Linked DNA regions of Homo sapiens: region 2 is linked to region 1. Evidence: chromatin loops called from intact Hi-C (ENCODE). Cell type or tissue: heart left ventricle. All regions are shown on one strand. Each heading gives the region's core, and the rest is flanking DNA. Links, peaks and the distances in the headings are about the cores only. Region 1 has its middle 590 kb from the start of TSG1. Region 2 has its middle 670 kb from the start of TSG1.

What was found. A loop is a pair of places that touch in the nucleus more often than their neighbours do. Peaks named below come from ENCODE experiments on the same cell type or tissue, not always from the same donor. Only the 100,000 strongest peaks of a DNase experiment are listed, where the experiment ranks them.
Region 2: it touches region 1 in a loop (3-fold over the local background); 1 of 110 quality-filtered maps calls a loop at or near these places.

What each region holds. Positions count from the first base shown.
Region 1 is chr6:94,294,640-94,305,965 of GRCh38, forward strand. No RefSeq gene overlaps it. Among named protein-coding and RNA genes, the nearest start is that of TSG1, 590 kb to the left of the region's middle. In heart left ventricle, for the core only: no CTCF peak of the experiment used is centred there; a DNase peak (open chromatin) is centred at 5,992; H3K27ac peaks cover 231 bases.
Region 2 is chr6:94,371,543-94,382,868 of GRCh38, forward strand. No RefSeq gene overlaps it. Among named protein-coding and RNA genes, the nearest start is that of TSG1, 670 kb to the left of the region's middle. In heart left ventricle, for the core only: no CTCF peak of the experiment used is centred there; no DNase peak of the experiment used is centred there.

The DNA of each region.
Region 1 (11,326 bases), core at 1,265-9,264:
CTCTCTGTATCCAGCAGAGGTACGGGGAAGGAAAAAAACAAAACAAAGCAAAACAAAACAAAAACACCAGAATGCTATAGAGTGGAGAATCTAAAGGCCCAGCCTTTTGGTCCGGAAATTGGGAAGAGAAGCCTTTAGGGAACCAGAAAATGTCAGGAAGCTTGCAGATTGGTGAGAGCTCAAGAGAGCAATTTCATAAAGTCGTGTACAAACTCCTGGGTTCACCTCAGAGCCCAACATGCATAGATCCGACCCTAAACAGTAGATGATAGGTCTTGAGAAGCGAGCTACATGGTAGATGTTGGCACATCTTAGTTGGCACACAGAGGAATGAGCTGTACCCTTAGTTGGCACACTAAGTAGATCTGAATAGTACTTTTTTTTTAATAGTATAGCATTACAAAAACGGAACTGACATCAAAACCACACACTATGAAGGGACATGAGAGCTTGTTGTCTGAATCCAGTCTGACAGATTTTGTCCTTCAAAAAAAAATTGACAAAAGAACATTCATTTTTAGATTTAAATAAAGACCCAGAATCTCATAACATAATATCCAAAATGTCTGACATACAATCCAAAATTTGTGGCACACAAAAACAAGGATAATTCCAACACATAAGGAAAAAAAGATAGTTGAAGATGGCAACAATGTTGGAACTGTCATAAAGGTTGTGAATGCTGCTATCATAGCCATACTCTGAGAAGTAAGGGTAAATCCTCTTGAAACAAACGGAAAGAGAAAAAACTCAAAAAAGAATTAGATAATATAAAGGTTTTAAAAATAGTAACATTAGAACCAAAAATACATTTAGAATAATGAAAAATTCATTGGAGTTAAACAGCAGAATGGTGGTCAAAATAAAGAGTCAATGAAGCTGAAAATAAACAAAAGTATTGATATAAACTGAACAGATAGGGAAAAATTAAAAAAAAAAATAACAGAACCCTAGGAACTGTGGGACAATATAAGCAAGGTCCAACACTTCTGTAATTAGGATCCCAGGAGTGAGGGAAGATGCATGATGCTAAAGAAATACATGTATGTGAAGGAACAGTAAGTAAAAACGTATCCGTTTTTATAAAAGACAGAAGCTTATTCAAGAAGATCAGAGAATTAAACAGAATAAATTCAAAAAATTTCTGCCCAAGTGACAGATAATAATCAGACTACTAAAAAACAAATACAAGAAAAAAAATCCTAAAATAAATTACAAAGAAAGGATGCATTAAATCTATAGAGAAACAATGGTTCAAATAATTGTGGATTTTTCATCAGAAACCATGGAGGCATGAAGGAAGTGAATTGACATTTTTAAAATGCTGGAAAAAATCTTTCCAGAATGTATGTAGAGGGAAACAAAGAATAAAAAAAAGACATATAGTTAAAAAAAAAACTGTAAGAAATGAAAATGGAATAGTAAAAAATATTAAATATACTTAGAAATAGGAGACTAAAAAGACTCATATCTTCCAGAAGATAGCAAGAAAAAGAAAAGAGAAAGACAAAATATAAGGAACAGACAGAAAACAAATCATAAAGTGAAAGACCTAAATACGATTATAGTCATATGTTGCTTAATGATGGGGATACGTTCTGAGAAATTCATTGTTAGGCAATTTTGTTGCTGTGCAAACATCATAGAGTTTACTTACACAAACCTAATTGGAGTAGCCTACTACTCACTTACACTATATGGGATAGCCTATTACTTCTAGGCAACAAACCAGCACTGCCTGTTAGGGTACTGAATACTGTAGGCAATTGTAACACAATGGTAAGTATTTGTGCACCCAAACATATCTAAACATTAAAAAGGCACAGTAAATATACAGAATAAAAGATAACAAAATGGTACACCTGTATAGGGTACTTGTAAGGAATGGACTTGTAGAACTAGAAGTTACTCTGGGAACGTCAGTGAGTGAGTGGTGAGTGAATGTGAAAGGCTAAGACATTACTCTGCACTACTGTAGACTTTATAACACTCTACACTTGGGCTACACTAAATTTATTTTAAAAAATTCTTGCTTCAATAATAAGTTAACCTTAGCCTATAGTAATTTCTTACTTTAAAAACTTTATTTTTTTCAACTTTCAACTCTCACTTGTAATAACACTTATACTTACACTTAAAACACAAACACATTGTCCAGCTGTACAAAAAAAAATTTCTTTCTTGATATTCTTATTCTATGTTTCTTCCATTTTAATTTAATTTTTTTTTTTGCTTTTTACATTTTAAACTATTTCTTGTTAAAATGAAATCACCAAGACACACATTAGCTTAGGCCAACAAAGAGTCAGGATCATCAGTATCCCTGTCTTCCACCTCTACATCTTGTCACACTGGAAGGTGTTCACAGGTAATAACACACTTGGAGCTATCACCTCCTATGATAACAATACCTTCTTTTGGAGTACTTCTTGAAGAACCTGCCTAAGGCTGTTTTCCAGTTTACAATTTATTTTTATAAGTAGAAGGAGTACACTCTAAAATAACAACATAAAGTATGGTATCATAATACATAAATCAGTAAAACAGTCATTATGATCACTGTCAAGTATTATGTATACACAAAATTGTATGTGCTATGTTTTTATATGATTGACAATACAATCGGTTTGTTTACAACAGCGTGGCCAAAAATGCATAAGTGTTGCACTATGACATTACAATGGTTATGACATCATTAGATAGGAATTTTTCAGCTACATTAGAAACTTATGGAACCATCATTATATAAGAGATTCATCTTTAATCAAAACATTATTATGAGACTCAGAACCCTATATAAATAATTGCATTTTATGCAAATAGTCTAAAACTCTAATTGAATAATGAAAAAAAAATGGCAAGTGAAGAGAATTTGTCACCAGCAGAGTGGCTGTGAAAGAAATGTGAAAGAAAATTATTCTTATGGAAGTGAAATATACCAGTGAAATAGGCATATATATTTCACTGTTGTCTAACATAATTTTAAGGCCGGACTTGAGTACGGAATTAGAGAAAGCTGATGGAATGCGAAGCACTAACGTGAAGAGGCCCTATATGCACACAGTGGCTATGTTATGCCTGGTTGCAACCACCTTCCCTTCTTCTGAGAACAAGATAGAAATGATTAAACTGTATTAGAAGGATGAAGTTATGCCCTAGGGAGCACACTTCCAGATCAGGCTTGAGATGCTAGACTTCAGAGTAAAAGGACTTGTGTCAGATGGTCTCTAGAAATATGGAAGACTAAGATTTAGAAATAGAATAAACAAAGTAACTTAAAAAAAAAACCCTCTCCTAGGATCATCTTTTTACAACAGGAACGAAAACATTTTCCAGTTTAATATATTTCTGACTGAAAGTCATTGTAGAGTTGAACCTTAAAGAAAAGTAAATTTAAACTTTCTTTGCATAGTATTTTATCTTTTTTCCTAGGGTTAGAGGTGGGGACTAGAAAACATGATATAGTTTTGAATTAATATTATTAAAGAGGCAAAATTTCACATTTCAAAATGGCCCAAAATATTCCACTGTTCATTTTGCTGACAGGTGATATACTCTAGAGAATCAGGTGTGGAGGGTTCAGTCATAATAAGCATATATGCTGTGGGTCAGGTGACTCATGAACATGTCAAGCAGGCCATGTTCTTTAGCAGTTTCTGGTCTGGTTCTGCTATTAATAATCTTGCCGTGGAACTTAGGCACATAGCTAGGAATTAGGTAACCCTTCCCTATAACCTAGCCTACACCCCTTTGCCCACTCTCAAGCCAATCGGTCTGTTCATCTCAGTGCCCTTAGAAGGTGAAGGTTTGGGCTGGGCCCATTCACTCACGTCTGTAATCCCAGACATGGGATTTGGATCGTTAGAGGAAATAAATTTAGTCCATTAGAGGAAAAAATGAAAAGGAAGGAAGAAAAGAAGGAAGGAAGAAGAAGGAAGGAAGGAAGGGGAAGAAAAGAAGAAGGAAGGGAGGGAGGAAAGAAAAGAAAGAGAAAAAAGAAAGAAAGAGAAAGAAAGAAAAAGAAAGAGAAAAGAAAAGAAAAGAAGGAAGGAAGAAAAAGAAAGAATGAAGGGAGGAAGTATGGGCATTAGAAAGCACAAATATTATATATGTGTTAAATATGTGTGGTACATGTTAGAAAACATACAATTGTGTTATAAGGTTTACAGTGTATTTGGATATCATACATACAACTAGTACTGTATAAAGGAAATCTATATGTTCCTGAGGATTCTATAGTCTACAAAGATTTTTTAAAAAACTTTTGTGGAAAGTTCTTTTCAACATGAAATTTTCATAACTTTCATGATACATATACAATAAAGTCTAGTGAAGAGATGTCTATTTCCAGCCAAGATAAATAGGAAAGTTTCCTGAAACAACTTTCAAGAAAGGACAAATTATATAAAAACATGGTATTTCAAATAGTAAACATTAGCTTTGGTCCAATAAATTTATTAAAACTAATAGAGGAATTAACATATTAAAATAAAATTTTTAACATAGAATAAGAAAGTAAAGAAGAAAAAGGAATAAACATGAAAGAAATATGGAAAACAAACAGCAAAATTGTTGATGTAAGTCCAAACAGATAAATAATTACATTAAATGTGGATAGACTTAAAACTGTAATCCATCAAAAGGTAGAGATTGATGGATAAAAAGAAATACAACTGCTTGCTATTAAGAGGAGACATATTTTAAATTCAATGGCAGAAAATGGAGAAAGTAAAAAAACTATAGAAAGATATACCATGCAAACAGTAACCTTAAAGAAAACCCAGAATGGCTGTATTAATATCATAAAATACATATTTTAGGTAAGATATAGTAAGAGAAAAAAGAAGGACATTTCAAAATGACTGAAAATTCTATACATCAGGAATATATAAGTGTAAAATATTTAAATCTAACACATCCCAACCCATATAAAGCAAAAACTGATAGAGGTGAACAAAGAAATGGCAGTTTAACAATTACTGAAGATATCAATATAGTCCTCTTGATAATTTCAAGAACAATTAGAAAGAAAATCAGTAAGCGTATGGAAATCTTCAACAATACTATTACCATTTTGAAAAGACAATTTCAAAATACTTCACTCAATAACAGCAGAATATACTTTCTCTTTGAAAGCAGGTAGACTGTTATTCGGGATAGAACATGTGTCAAGACATACAATAAATCTAAATACATTTTAAGGAATTAAAAAATAAACAGATGAATAGAGAATATCAATAAAGCCAATAATTTACTTTTTGAAGAAATCAACACAATTCATTAATATTTAGGCAGATTGTACATGAAAAAAGATATAAAATAAAAAGCAATGAAAATGTATAGGATGTTACTACAGAAAAATAAAAAATGATTATCAGCAAGAATTAATATTATAAACAACTTCATGCCAACAAATTAGAAAATTACAGAAATCACTATAATTGACTCAAAAAATGGAAAATATTGATAGACAATAACAAGTAGAAAAACTGAGGAAGAGTCAGAGCATGATAGCCTAATAGAAGTCTCTAACAATCATCTGCCCCACAAGAGCACCAAATTGAACAACTATCCACACAAAAAAGCACCTTTCTAAGAATCAAAAGTCAGGTTAGTAATCACAGCCCTTGCTATTAACATCATATTAATGAAAGTGTCACTGAAGACCATAGGAAAGCAGTATTTAACTGCCGATATCACCCCTGCCCGCCAACCCCCAGCAGCAGCTACGAGGCGCAAAGAGAAAATTTGTGTGCTTGGGGAAGGGAAAGTGCAGTTATTGTGGGATTTTGCATTGGAATTCAGTGCTGTCCTGACACAGCAGAAGACAACATGGGGTAGAATTCAGCTGGTGCCAACAGCTGTCAAAATCTGAGTTCCTTCAAGCCCTGCCACCACAAGCTAAAGGGCTCTGGAGTTCTAAATAAACTTGAAAGGCTGTCTAGGCCACAAGGGCTCCAATTCCTATGCAAGTCCTGGTGCTGTGCCAGGCTCAGAGCCAGTGGATTTGGTGTGCACGTGACCTACTGAGATACCAGCTGAAGTGGCCAAGGGAGTGCTTTCATCACCCCTGTACCAGTCTCAGGCAGCACAGCTCCTGATTCTGCAAGGGATCCTTCCCTGTGCGTGAGGAGAAGAGAGGGGAGCGTAAAGAAGACTTTGTCTTATAACCTAAATAGCAGCTCAGCCACGATAGAATGGGGCACCAGGCAGAGTCCTCAGGCTTCCATTCCAGGATGTAACTCCCAAACAGCATTTCTAAATATATCCTGACCCAGAAAGGAGCCCGCTACATTTAAGAGAAGGAGCCAATCCTGGCAGAATTTATCACCTGCTGATTCAAGAGCCCTTGGGCTGTAAATAATCAGCAATGATAGCTTGGCAGTACTGTCCATGGGCCTGAGGCAGTGATGGCCATGGGAAGAGACTCCTTTGTTTGAAGAAAGGGAAGGGAAAAGTGGGAAGGACTTTGCCTTGTGACTTGGGTGCCTGCTCAGTTGCAAAAGAATAGAGCACAAGGTAGATGCCTAAGATTTCCAACTCCGGGCTCTGGCTCTTGGAAAGCATCCCTGGACCCACCCGGGGCCAGGGAGAACTCACTTTCCTGAAAGGAATGACACAAGTTTGAATGAAATTGCCACCTACTTACTGTAGAGAACTTAGGCCTTTTGGGGGAGCTAAAAAAAATTAAAACAATTGAAGTCATGGTGATAGAGAGTAAAATGATAGTTACCAGGGGCTGAGAAGGATAGTTGGTGGAGAGTGGGGATGGTTATTGCTTGTAAAAATTTATTTAAAATGAATAAGATCTAGTATTTGATAGCACAACAGAATGACTATAGTAAACAATAATTTATTATACACTTTAAAACAACTAAAATAGTTTACTTAGATTGTAACACAAATAAAGGATAAGTGCTTGAGGTGCTGGATACCCCATTTACCTTGATATGATTATTACACTTTGTAGGCCTGTATTAAAATATCTCATGTAGAAATGCAAATTAAAACCACAATGTGATATCATCTCACACCAGACAGAATTCTATTCTTAAAAGGCCAAAACACAACATATAATAATGAGACTGGTACCGGTTTTTCCCTTCCATGTTTAGTGCTTCCTTAATGGTGATCATTAAAAAGTCAGAACACAACAGATGCTGGAGAGGATGTGGAGAAATAGGAACGCTTTTACACTGTTGGTGGGAGTGTAAATTAGTTCAACCATTGTGGAAGACAGTGTGGCAATTCCTCAAGGATCTTGAACCAGAAATACTATTTGACCCAGCAATCCCATTAGTGGGTATATACCCAAAATATTATAAATCACTCTACTATAAAGACATATGCACACGTATGTTTACTGCAGCACTGTTCACAATAGCAAAGACTTGGAATCAACCCAAATGTCCATCAATGATAGACTGGATAAAGAAAATATGGCACATATGTATCAAGGAATACTATGCAGCCACAAAAAAGGATAAGTTCATGTCCTTTGCAGGGACATGGATTAAACTGAAAACCATCATTCTCAGCAAACTAACACAGGAACAGAAAACCAAACACTGCATGTTCTCACTCATAAGTGGGAGTTGAACAATGAGAATACATAGACACAGGGAAGGGAACATCACACACCAGGGCCTGTAGGGTGGGTTGGAAGCTAGGGGAGGAACAGCATTAGGAGAAATACCTAATGTAGATGACGGGTTGATGGGTGCAGCAATCCATCATGGCACATGTATACCTATGTAACAAACCTGCACATTCTGCACATGTATCCCAGAACTCAAAGAATTAAAAGAAATAATAATGAGACTCTGCTTTAAGTTAAAACAGAGCTACCATTCACATTCAACCCCGTAAGCCCATTACTGGGTATATACCCAAAGGAATATAGATCATAATACCAAAATGAAACATGCCCTTGAATGTTCATCACGGTGCTGTTTACAATAGCAAAGACATGAAACCAACCTAGGTGTGCATTGATGGTGGATTGGATACAGAAATTGTGGCATATATACACCATGGAATAAAATGCCGCCATAAAAAAGAATGAAATCATGTCTTTGCAGCAACATGGATGGAGCCAGAGGCCATAATCATAAATGAATTAACACAGGAATAGACAACCAAATATCTCATGTTCTCACTTATAAGTGGGAGCTAAACATTGTGCACACATGGAAATAAACCTGAGAATAGACCCTGCAGACTACTAGAGGGAGGAAAAGGGATGTGATTAAAAAAACTACCTATTGGGTGCTATGCTCATTATTCGGGTGCAATATACCCATGTAACAAACCTGTTCATGTACTCCCTGTATCTAAAATAAAAGTTGAAATAAAAAAAAACACAAACGAAAAAACCTAATTTATCCCTTAAGTATATATACCTACTATGTACCCACATTTTTTTAAAAAAAAGAAGATGGTAAATAAAATCTTCCCACAAAAAATGCAGCCCCAGATGCTTCGTTAGTAATTTCTATCGAATATTTAAATAAGTAGTAGCAAGCCTACATAAACTTTTTCAAAATAGTCAAGAAGGAGGGGACACTTCTATACTCAATCTATGAATCCAACATTACACTGAGAACAAAGCTAGTCAAATAAATCAAGAGATTAAATGAACAAATATACAAAATTTCTCAATGACATATAATCAAACTAAACCCAGAATCAAATATAATCAATGATAAAACATGACCAAGTAGATTTTTATAATGGGCAAACAATGAATAGACACTTTATAAAATAACATATACAAATGGCAAAAAAAGAACATGAAAAAATGTTTGACATCATTAATCATAAGGAAATGTTACAATGAGATGCCACTACACTCTCCTTTAGAATGACTATAGTCATAGAGACACTTAATGCTAGGTGTTGTCAATGAGGTAGACAATTTGACACCCTTATACATTGATGGTGAGAACATAAATTAGTGCAGTCACTTTGGAAAGCTGTTTGGCAATTTTGTTGTTCTTGTTAAGATTAAGTAAAGACTTACTATATAAATCGGGAATCCACTCCTACCTATATACCCAAGAGAACTGGAATTATATATTCACAAAAAGACAGATTTGTGAATTTTCATAGCTGTTTTATTCAAAATAGCTGAAATTGGAACCAATTCAAAAGGACATTAACTGGTGAATGGACAAATAAATATGGTTTATAGTGGAATTACTTTCTGCAATAAAAGAGACAATACATACTAAAAAATCATTAGGTTCAAAATATTATGCTAAGTGAAAGAAGCCAGATATAAAAACTTACATAATTTGGTAGTCAATGTATGTGAAATTTCTTTTTTCCTTTTTTCTTTTTTTCTTTTTTCTTTTTTTTTTTTTTTTGAGACAAAGTTTCACTCTTGTCACCCAGGCTGGAGTGCAATGGCGTGATCTTGGCTCATTGCAACCTCCACCTCCCGGGTCCAAGCAATTCTCTTGCCTCAGCCTCCCAAGTAGCTGGGATTACAGGTGCCCGCCACCACACCCAGCTAATTTTTGTACTTTTAGTAGAGATGGGTTTCACCATGTTAAAGGCTGGTCTCTAACTCCTGATCTCAGGTGATCCACCCATTTTGGCCTCCCAAAGTGATGGAATTACAGGCATGAGCCACTGTGCCCTGCCAGTATGTGAAATTTCTAGACAAGGCAGAACTATAAAGACATGAAGCAGACCAGTGGGACTGGAGCACTTCCTGGGACTGAGGATGGGAGCAGCAATTGGCTACAATTTATTTTGAGGGAAGTTCTGGGAGCAATGGAAATGTACTAGAAATCTCTCTTGATCATTGTACAACTCCTTTTTATTAAACGGTACAGTTAAAATAGATTAATTTTATGTTAGTATGATTAAATAGATTAATTTTATGTTAGCTTATAGTTTATGTTAATATATTATGACTTAATAAAGATGTTAACAAAGGCAGAAAAAGATTTAAAAAGAACACTTCAAAAATAACATACATAAGGCAAATACCTAATTAGTATTCAAAATAATTAGTCATTAGACTAAAGCAAATTAAAACCACATGGAGCAGTTTTTTCATTGCCCAAACTTGAAAGCAACCAAGATATCCTTCAGTTGGTGAATGGATAAATAAACCACAGTACATCTGCACAATGGAATATTATTCAATGCTAAAAAGAAATGAGCTATTAAGCCATGAAAAGACATGAAAGAAACTTAAATGTATATTATTAAATGAAAGAGGCCAATCTGAAAAGGCTACATACTGTTCAATTCCAACTATATGACATACTGGAAAAGATAAAACTATGGCAACAGTAAGAATATCAGTGCTTACCAGAGGATGGGGGGGTGGGGGGGTGGTGCCTAGATGGGGCATCAAGGATTTTTAAAGCAGTGAAACTGTTCCGTCTGCTACTACAATGGTGGATATTTGTCATTATACATTTGTCAAATCCATCTAATGTACATCACCAGGAGTAAATCTAAATCCTAACGTAAGCTAATGATTTTGGGTGATAATGATGTGACAGTGGAGGCTCCTTGATTGTAGTAAATGTATTACTCTCGTGTGGAATGTCAATGTTGAAGGAGGCTGTGCATGTGTTTGTAGGAGAGGGTACGTGGGAACTGGCTGTATTTTTTGCTCAAATTTGGTGTGAATCTAAAACTGATCTAAAAAATAAAATCTATTACAAAAAACACAAGGTGCTGCTACACACATGTCAGATTGTCTAAATAAAAAGTCTGACCATATGAACTGTTGATGCAGTTGTAAAGGAATTAGAGCTCATATACTGTTGCTGGGAACGTCCAATTTTAAAAACACTTTGGAAAACAGTTTGACAGTTTCCAAAATGTTAAACAACTACCGCCTGACCCAGCCATTCCACTCTTGGATATTTACCCGAGAAATGAGAGCCTTTTCCATACAAAGACTTATACACAAGTGGTTATAGTACCTTTAATTTTAGTAGCCCAAAATGGAAACAATCCAAACGCCCATCATTGGTTGAATGTATAAACAAATTGTGGTATAGCCACACAATTAAATACTATTCAGCATTAGAGAATAACAAAATATTAATACACAAAACAACATGGATTGCACTGAATGGACACAGCAGGAATGTGTTATTTTGTAGTTCCATTTATATGAAATTCTAGAAAATACAAACTATTCTATAGTGACAGAAAGTGATTAATGGTTGCCTGAGATGGGGATGGCCATGGAGGGGTAGGAGAAAGGTATTGGAAAGAAACACTTTGCAGATGTTGGAAATGTTAATTATATTGAAGGTAGTAATTGTTTTATGATGTATCCATATATTAGGAT
Region 2 (11,326 bases), core at 1,225-9,224, 77 kb after region 1:
AATTAGCTGATACAAAAAATGATGTGAATTAAGAAGTACGACAACTTGACAAAGTGATTTGGGAGGTGAGTGTAAGATGGTAGTGGATACTTTTATGGGCATGCATAGGAAAATTTCATCTCACCTAAGGTGAAATGAAAATTGAATAATGACAATGAATTATATTAACAAAGAAAGACATGGGTGCAGCAAGAGTAGACAACTTTCAATGCATCAGGCAAAGATGTATTAGAAAAAGTGCAGTTGAGCAGGTAACAGATGAGGTTGGTAAGGAAGGCAGATGACATATTAGGCAGAAATGTATGGGTCACTGCTAGATGTTGGCAATTAATTTAAGTGTATGGAAAGGTATTGGAGAACTGTTGGGAGTTTCAGAGGACGTCTCATGACCCAGTCTAATGGTTAGTTATTACGAAGTTTTTCCAAGTTTCCCTTTTCTCCGCGAATTTGTGCACAAGAAACTGCTTAGCACAATTTCTCCATCTATATGTCAGTTCTCATTTATGGAACTATTCCTCTGTAGACTGATTTTGTTTGTCTCATTTTTGCACTGAGCACGGGGGTCCTCTGCCCTTGGTTCCAAAGCCTTCAGGTGCCAAAGCTGCTCCAGAACCCCTGGAAGAATTATCAAAGATGCGGTCCCTCTCTTCAATTCCATGGTATATTTTGTCCTTCAGTTCTGCAGGTAGCACTATTTATACTGACTCTAACAAGCCTCAAAACAACCATAGGATCCTACTTTACCCCTCTGTCTCTGAGAAGCTAGCATAATGTTTTCCATTCTCTGTCTTTGGACTTCTTTGTCTATTATGCTGCATTTCCTGATCATTAGCCAAACCAAGCACACAAGCAAGCAAGCAAGCAAACACACAAAGCCCATTAGGAAATTCAGTAGGGCAAATACACAGGAGTGTCTGGTTCCTGGCTCCACCAGGCCAATAACTGCTTGGGCCCAGCTAAGACAACTGCTTATGGAGCCATTTATAGAACACTTGTATCCATTAGACTGAGAGTAATGATATAATTTCTATACATTAAAGGGACTAAAAATAATTAAATGAAATTATCATATGTATTAAAGTAGTTTGATTTTTATCTGTATTTCTTTGAAAGTGGTTTTTTCATTGAAAATACTTTTCTCATTATAAAATATTTTTAAAATTGTGAAATATGCAGAAGCATAAAAAAGAAAATAGTAAACACTAGTGATCCTACCACCCTAAAAAAAAGTCTGCTAACATTTTTGAGTTGTCTCTTGTGTGTGTATTTGTGTGTATACGTGTGTTTGGTAATTATGGTTTGTACCACTTTAGAAGTTGATTTTTTTACTTAATTTATTTTGAGCAGTTTTCACAACTTAAGCATATTTCAAGAATTTGATTTCACATGCCATGTCTTAGTTTAAGTGTTAAATTTTAGGCCTATTTATGTTCTGTATTTGCTACATGTACAACAGCATTGTGCTTTTCTTTTTCCTCTGTTGAGTTTTTGCTTATATAAACAGATTATAGCTTGATACTATCATTAATGGTAATATCATTTTATACACAAAAAATCTACAATAATTTTTTGAGATATTTGCATGAAGTTTATTATAATATGAAAGTGATTACACAGATTTTTATCTGTTTTTCATTTGATACATTGGCTACTACTGTTTCTTTTAGTACATATAGTCCCACTCTAGGATTTTAGGCTTTAATTAATTTCTAAGTTTACATTGGAAAGTGTTATTGAATATTTGTATTTTCTAAGAAAGACATGTGGATACAATATTTTATTAGACAATGCTTATCTGAGAATAATTTTTACATTTATTTATGAATTTTTTGCCTCTCTACGTAAGAAAATTGTGTTTGGCTATTATTGTGTTGCTATAAAGACATACCTGAGGCTGAATAGTTTATAAAGAAAAGAGTTGTAATAGGTTCACAGTTTTGCAGGCTGGACAAGCATGGCACTGTCATCTGGTTGGCTTCTAGGGAGGCCTCAGAGAGGGTCTACCCTTGGCAGAATGCGAAGCAGGAGCAGGCATGTCACATGGCAAAACCACGAGTAAGACAGAGAGAGAACAGTGAGGTGCCATGTACTTTTAAACAACCAGATCTCACAAGAACTCACTATCACAAGGACAGCACCAAGGTGAGAGGGATCTGCCCCCATGATCCAATCATCTCCCACTGGGCCCCACCTCCAACAGTGGGGATTGCATTTCAATGAGATTTGGAGAGTCATACAAACTATATCAAAAATAAAACACATTTGCTATATCTAGAAATATTGTTTCCTAATCCCCATTGTCTTTGGCATTCTTATTGCCAGGGAGTTTAAAGTTGGCCAGATATTCCCCCCTTTTCTAAGTGCATAATTTTTAATTTGGAAATGTATAGGGATTCTTATTTTGGATTTTTAAAAGTGCTACACTTTCACAAAGGTATGTCTAAGTTTGTGTATCTTTTAATTAATATTCCTCTGTGAACCCTTCCTATGTGCAAATTCAAGTATTTAATACAGGAAGATTTTTGAAAATACTGTTAATCTGCTATTATATACTCTCTGTCAGCTTTGTTTCCTCCTTCTGGGTTGGCTCATCTTAATCAGTATTCCATTTTTCCCCTCTGACTTCTGAGATAATTTGTTTAAAGTTGTTATTTATTTCACTAGTTGCATTTTATTTAAAGTATAATCTGGTAGTCTCATCTCCTTTGTGGTTTTCGTTTAAGCAGTCATACTGTCTTTTCTATTTCCTGATCAGAAAGTCATTAGACTTGCATTGAATTGTGTTTGAGAACTTGAATGAGACATTTTCTAAACATTGCTTCTTATGATAACACTGCTTAAAATTGACCTTCGGAGTGGTTTCTTTCTTTTAAAATATAGCATTTGTATATACTCATGAGTTTCTTTTTCTTGTTACTTTCTTCATTGTGATTTCCTCGCATTCATATTTGAGATGAATTATATTTATGTCTTTCAGACCCAGACAAATGAAGAAGCAAAATATTTGATTTTCTGTGGTTTATTTATTTGGTTCATATATCCAGCAGCTTGAGGAGAAAACTGAAGTGGCTAAAACTCAATGTCATCCAAACAAAAAGTGTGGTCTTCTCTCCTAGATTTTCCCTCTACCATGTTTGGCTTGGCATTCCGCCTTGGTACTTGACTGCTTCCATTCTTTATGGGGCACGGTAGTTATCCTTAGAAACCAGCTTTAGCAGTGCCTTCCGTTTGTGTCTTTTTTTTTTTCTGGTGGTCTCTGAAGATTATAAACCAAGATCTATTGCCAATTTAGATTCTCCAAGAAGTGTAGCCTCTTGTACCTAGCTGTCTTGCTAGAATTGCCAGTGATTACGTTCCTCTTGATTTGCTATGACCCATCAGTGCTTCCTATCCTCATGCCGCAAAGTGAAGGGATATTAGTGGGGCTCCACTAGGTTCACTTCCTTTATTCCTCATGATATCTGTTTTTTCTCACAGGGGGGGCATTACTGTTATGTCCAAAAATTTCTAATTCTGGCTCTCTCTATTCTATATGTAGAAGACAGAAATTCCACTGAGATACTCAATTGTTGTGTCTATACTTTTTCACTTTTCAGAACTCACAGCACACACACACACACACACACACACACACACACACACACACAGATGAGTGTAGTGCAGTGGCACAATCACGGCTCACTGAGCTCTTGACCTCCCAGACTCAAGCAGTAATCCTGCCTCAGCCTCCCAAAGTGTGGGATTACAGACATGAACCACCATGCCTGACCTAATTTTTAATTTAAAACAAAAAAAACCCTCAAAAACCCACTTTTCCCCTTTGGTCCCTGAACACATTTGTTATATCTGTTGCTAAACATAAATTTCCTTTTTCCAAACAAAATTCGATTATTTTCTTTGAAGAAAAATGATTAAGTGGTTATTACTTTCACAGTCTTCTGGTTAATAATGCATATGTTTCTTCGGGGGTTTGGGGTGTTGTTAGGAAACACCACAGTGATGGGCATGCAGAACTTGTTTTCTAAGAGTATGAACCCTAACTGTAGATGTAAAACATACACAAACAACTAAGATGGAAAATAGAAAATGCCCCAAGTAATAAATAGGTACCAAAAAAGGTTGAAGGAGGGTGGAGCATTTATTAGACTATATACAGAAAAGGCAATGAAATTTTTAACTGTAACTTGCAAGAGGGGTATGGTTTCAGGAGTTAATTAGGAGAAAGGAAAGAAATTCAGAATTTGAGTGGTGTGCTGGAGAGATCGAATGTATTGGCATATAGTTGGCTTATTAGGATTGTTCATCATGATTTCCACTAGAACGTTTCCATATTTGCAGCTGAAACTTTAGTTTGTTATTACTTTTTAGGGCAATTTGTATCTTTGAATAAATAACTATTTCATGACTCATTCTTCTATAGTGTGTTTATGATAAAGTCATAATTTCAGTAGCTTGAATTGAAAGTTTTGCAGATATCAGCTTACATTGTTTTTATTATAAACGTTTCTCTTCTCCAACTGTTTAAGGGAAGAATTTGATCAAACAGGAAAGAGTAAATTTATCTTCATGAACTTTTGTTAGCAATGTTTCACCTACCTTTTCACTTTATACAAAATTGGATAACAACATAATCTAAGAATCTGAATCACTTTAACAAAAATATTTTTCTTGTTTGTACTGATAGCTTGTTTCCACAGCATTGCACTAATGAATTGAAAAAGAAAAAACAAAAACATCTTATTGCATGAAAGTTTAGTGATGTGTAAATGCATTTGGCAGCAGCATTGCTACTGACACTCCTTTCTTAATATTTAATTTTCTCCTCTACCAATGTTATTTTTTTCTCTTAAAAGCAAAATTTAAAGAGAAGCATTGTTTTCAAAAAGCTTATATCAGGTATTCTGTTTTTGTCCTTTTCTAATCAGAAAATTGTGACAGTTTTAAAAAATCAAGGGAAAATTTTTGAATCACTTAGTATTATTGAGTACCAGAATATTTTCATTAATAAACTGAGAGATACATAATCTTATTATGTACATTCAAAAATAGTATGTCATCATAATAGCATATTTACTCTTGATAGAGTAATTGTGAAAAGGCTTATTTTCTCCCTGCTACATATTATATTTTTATATGTTTAGAATTGCTTTAGTCTAATATAAAATCATTAACTCACAAAAGGCCTGTAACTTTATTCTTACATGCTTAAATGTTATTAAATCCTAAGATAGTGTAACATCAAAAGTAATGTATTAAAAAATTAGATAAATTTATGTCCAAATCTGAGCTTAAATAGTGACAAGTTGTATAATCCTGGAAAATGATTTCAATTCACTTCACTTCAGCTTTCCTATGAGCAAATGAAAATAAAATAACAACTAGTTTGAAGGGCTGTAGAGACTGAGGTACTTTGAATAACATTTCTAGAATATAGCGAAAGGTTAAATACAGTAACAGCTGTTAGTATTCATATTTCACTGTTGAGAAATCCCATCTTCAACTGATTTTATGATTGTAGTATTAACTGTATAAGTGTGTGTGTGTGTGTGTATTCACTTGTTTAGAGAAGGGCATTGGATTCCAATGGGCTGATTAAGCATATGCAACTTTCCTAATGTCAAGGCCATTGAAATGACAGAATAACAGTAACAAGAATAAAAGCATAATATACTAGGCAGCAAAAACAAAGGAATCTAGTAGTAGACCAGAATGCTTGAATATATCTTTAGGATAGAAACAAGTGCACTTGGATTGACATAATACATGAATAAAGGAAAACTTCATACAATTGCTACTAATTAAAAGCTAGTGTTTATTGAGAATGCGTATTTCAGGCAGTATGCAAGTATGTTACATTCATTATGCTAAATTTATTTTAACTCTCTGAAGTCAATTCTATATGTATTTTCATTTTACAGTGAAGAAAATAAAAGTTAGATATTTAGCCAGCAAGGTCGCACAACTAAAATAAGTCAGAATGCCATGTGAAGTCAAGGTTAAGTACATGTATTTGAGTATGGCTTCTGCATTTAGTGTGAGTATACATATAAAATTACTGTGTGTATATATATATATATATATATATATGAGTGCAAAATTAATTCCTATAACACATTCACACGGCTTTCTGTTATGACATAGGAAATTTTAGTGCACTTATACTGTTTCCTCTTCTCAGTTCTCAATAGAGTCTCTATCATTATTTTTAGTTAAATCATTAATTAGTTCACTGCAGAGTTAATTAGTGTACCACGATCACATTTATTTTATTTTTCAAATATTGTTTTCAATTTCCTCATTTTTATCACATATTTTGAAATCCCCATATCCTTAATACCTTTTTTTAAAAAAGAATAATGTGCCTATATAAGATATATTATTGAGTTTCCTGCTTTGCTCCACAGAGATCTCAATCCTGGGATCCTCAGTCCTTTTGCTCCGATTTGGCTTGCTCCCCAATTATAGTACTGATCTGTCATGTTTCTATTTTTATACTAGACCCACTGTTTGATGGTTATGAGGCTCTCTTCTTTCTTGGCATATGCTCATGTCATTTAGTGCACTTCAACAACTCCCATAATAGGTTACATGAGAGAAAACTTTTACAAGTCCCTATATTTCTTAAGTATCTTAATGATTCCTTTAAACTTAATTGATTAGTTGGCTTACACAGAATTCTAGGTGGAAAATTATTTTTCCCTTAAAATATTGAAGTCATTGTTCCATTATTTTAGTCTCCCGGGTTGCTATTAAGAAGTCCAATTCAGTGCCATTCTGATTGTTAATCCTTTATATACTCTTTTTTCCTGGAAACTTTTAGTGTCTTCATTTTATCCCTGGTGTTAAAAATCGCATAACAACCTGCCTGATAGGGAGTCTTTTTTATTAACTGTGCTATTCAATTAATACCTATGCCTTTTATTTTTGTGAGTTTTTCTTGTATTCATTTCTTGATGGTTTTCTCTCCTCTTCTCCTAGGCGTTCTGTATTTTACTTTTCTTTCTTTTTTCTTTCTTTTTTTTTTTTTTTGGAGCTCCTACTAATAGAACATTGAACTTCCTGAATTGATACTCTAATATTTTAATCTTTCTCTCTGTCCATATTCATTTTTTGTTCTACTTTTAGAACTCCTTAAATTTATCTTTAAACTTTATTAAATGTAACAATCATATTGTATTTAAAAGCATTTTCTTGTTCTTTTATTGTCCATTTGTTCAAAGTGCTATGTTATTATTTTATGTATGGAATGTTTTATCTGTCGTGTTACTGGGGGTTTTGTTTTTTTGTTTTGTTTTTCCTTAAGTTATTCCCTTGGTACATTTTTCCCTTTCCCTCTCTGTTGCTATTAAAGCATAAAGACCAGGGCTGTTCCTTCTTAAGTGAACTGACTGCTATAATTTGAATGACTATGTTCCCCCAAAATTCATATATTGAAATCTAATCACCCATGTGAGAGAGTTAGAAGAAAGAGAATTTGGGAAGTAATTAAGTCCTAAGTGAGGAGCTTTACTGGGGTGGGAATAGTGCCCTTATAAAATAGGTGCCAGAGAACTGCATCCTGCTTTTCACCATTCGAACACACAGAGGGCACTATCAATGAACCAGAAAATGAACCCTCACCAGACACTGAATCTGCCAGCACCTTAATCTTGAATTTCTCAGCCTCCAGAACTAGGATAAATATTTGTTGTCTACAAGCCACCCATTTTAAGATGTTTTGTTATAGCAGCCTGAATAGACTGATACTGACATTCACCTTGTGAGCCTAATTTCATTGCTGTCTGGAATCTGTACTTATCTCTCATCATAGCAGCCTTCTGAGATTTATGCACCTCAGCAGGATTTGTGAACCAAATTGCCATTTTTTTCTTCTAAATAGTTTCATCAGCATCCATGTTAGTTTATATCTTTCTAAATCGGGAAAGAAAAAATTTTATATATATATAAATGAAAATAAAATATATATTTATTTTATTATATAATATATAAAAGTATATATAGCATTTATGTTTATTTTATATAAATATATGTATATATTAACATATAGTTTTTAATTATATGTAATGTATAATATATTAAATATATATGTATATTACATATTTTATTTTCATTTATATATTAATATATTTATGTGTGTATATATATATATATATATATAATATAAATGGAAACTTACTCTAAGCTAACAGTTCTTCCCACAGAGTTCTGAAGAACTCTAAATTTAAGGTAAGTAATTCTAAAATTACAAATGGGCTTTGGGCTAGTACTCAGGGTAAATTAGATAACTATCACAAAAATATCTAAGTTGGCCTGACACCCCACAACTATTTCTGAGGCACTGGTAGTGGAGAGTTTGTCCATTGAGCATCCCCCAAACACCTGTCCTCTAAAGAGAGGTTTTTAGAAAAGCTCTGCCTGAGAAGACAGTTAGGGTGTTAACCTCAGAAGGAGAGAACCATGGCAGAGACTGAGGGAAACCCAGACTTTCGTGAAAGAAAGGAGAACCCTTAAGAGAAAAGGAATATCCAGAAGAGAATTACATTTACATGCCTGACCCCACAGAGAACAATACAAGCAAGATTTGGGCTTTTGAGGGAACCCATCTTTCCTGCTTGTTCACAATTTGCGAACCTCAAAGTGAAGTCAGCCAGTTAAAAATGCTCCCTTTATTCTTAGAGCCTGCAATCAAACATGCTAAAGCAGAGAAATACAATAAGAGACCTATACTTGACATTAGCAGAGGAAGTCCAGCTGTGTACACTAATTATGATAAACATCCATTCACAATGTCTGGGAGGAGACTAGCCACAGACCTGGAAAGAGGTGAAGAAAAACGACACCATGAAAAAGGAGCAAAGTGAAAAAGAGAACAATAACTCATTTTAAAAGTACTTGCTGATAGCTTCAAAGAGGTTCAAAAGTGTATTGTGCCCATAAAAGATTGTTTTGTAAAAGTAAAAAGGGCATCCAATAAATAAGATAATTAATAAAGAAGAAGTCCTGAAATCTTTAAACATAATTTTCTAAAAAGAAAACAAATGCATAAATAGAAAAACACAATGAACAGAGACAAAGACCAATATATTAATGCAGTAAATAAGATTAATAAAAAATTAACCCCCTAAATAAAGTAAACCCAGAGAGATAAAGAAATCAGAGGAGTTAAAAAAAATCCAAATTGCTTAAACCAATTCCTGTTCCTTGCACTTTTCCCTCAGGTTTCTGCTTCATGTGGTCTCCCTTGGAACATCCTCTGTTCTTGTTTATCCTTCATACGACCCCATATACTTTTCCTGTTTGGTAAATTACTGTCTCTGACCATCAGTTTTTTTCCATTCTGTGAGAAGTGTTGCTGTCGATATACTTATTCAGTTTTCATATGCTTGTTCACACTTTATTACGCTCAGTCTAAGATATTGAGTCAGAAATCTGATCTGCTATTACTAATTGTGAAAATGTTGCAAGTTAGCTCACTAATATCTCAGTATCTATTTCCTCATAGATAAAAATGAGTTGAATGAAGCTGAAGATCATAAGTCTGGATTAAAAGAAGCTTCTTGACCTTTGGTTCTTCAGTCTCACCTCTACAATACTACTGTCATGCCACACTTCTCCCATATCTTCATGTTCAGCATATTCCAGACATTTTCTATGTTTTTCCTCAGCCTAGAAGCTTCTTCCTCATTTACCCTGGTAAGCTTCAACTCAACTATCATGTTTCAGCCTCCTCTGGTGAGTCCACCCTAAACCACAAAAGTCTGATGGCTCTTTTTCTTTGTCTTCCAACAGTAATGTACATTTATTTCTATTAAAGAACTCATTACCATGTATCTTCTTACTAGTCTGTATTGTACATATCTTTGAAATTCCCCACACTCTGTGAACTCCTTGAGAAAAAGGAGGTTTTTTTTTTGATGTCCTGTTTCCAGACCTTATCATAGTTCATGATATGTAGACATTTGTTTGTTATACAATGAATGCATACTTCACTGGACTGCTGTCAGACAGCAATGAGATTACATATGTGACAATCCCTGGCATGTCCCCTGCACTCCATAATTACTAGTGTTATGGTTATTTCTGTACTGATAGCTAGTAGTCTCCAAAAAACAGAATCAATAGATATTTTAAGGAATTGTTTCATGTGAATGGGAGTTTTGCAATTTTGAAATTTGTAGGATAGTCTGGTAAGCTGGAAACTCAGGCAAGAGATGATGCTGAGTCTTGAGGCAGAATTGCTCCTTCCCCAGGAAACCTCAGTTTTTGTTCTTCATGCCTTCAATTGATTGGATGAGGCCCACTCACATTACAGAGAGTGATCTCTTTTTACCTAAATAAAAGTCAACTGATCAATCACACCTACAAAATACTTTCATAGCAAAACCTAGGTTTGCATTTTAATAATACCTGGATACTATAGTATAGCCAAATTGATATATAAAACTTCTGTACTTTCCCTCCTCCAATTGTGTCAAAGCTGGAAGTTTTGCTGCCTAATTTAAGCAGTATAAGCTTGTTTTAAAATGAAAGAAAATTTGGTTATTCAAGATCCACCCCATGAAATCTTACTCTAAACAAAGATGGTACCTAAGAATGGACTTATGTCTTGGGTGAAGGATACAAAACAACATTTATTTATTTTCCACCAATGATTATTATGATCAGGAGAGCCCAGAGGCATGAAGTTGATCTGAGGTACTGGAGAGTTTTAAAGTCAATCCAGCAGTTCCCAGCACTTTCTATAGCATAGACACCTCCTTTATCATCTCCTGAGGATGGTGACCTTTAAAAAATAATCATTAGCTTTTCTTAAATCTGAACTAAGTTCTCAGGAAACTGTAAGGTGCCCCCTCTCCAAACTGAAAGAGTCCAAACTTTCCCACATAAAATTGTATTGTTTCTAGAGAATTTCCATGGGAAAACTCTATGGTTATTCCATTATCAATTTACGCACATGTAAATACATGGAATCAAAGCTGCTGAATCTTACTAACCCAAAGAATTATAAAAATAAAACTGGAAGGCCTGTAATCCCAGCACTTTGGGAGGCCAAAGTGGCTGGATCACAAAGTCAAGAGATCGAGACCATCCTGGCTAACACAGTGAAACCCAGTCTCTACTAAAAATACAAAAAAAAAAAAAAAAAGAAAGAAAGAAACTAGCCAGGCGTGGTGGTGGGCACCTGTAGTCCCAGCTACTCGGGAGGCTAAGGCAGGAGAATGGCTTGAGCCCGGGAGGCGGAGCTTGCAGTGAGCCGAGATCATGCCACTGCACTCCAGCCTGGGCGACAGAGCAAGACTCCGTCTCAAAAAAAATAAAATAAATA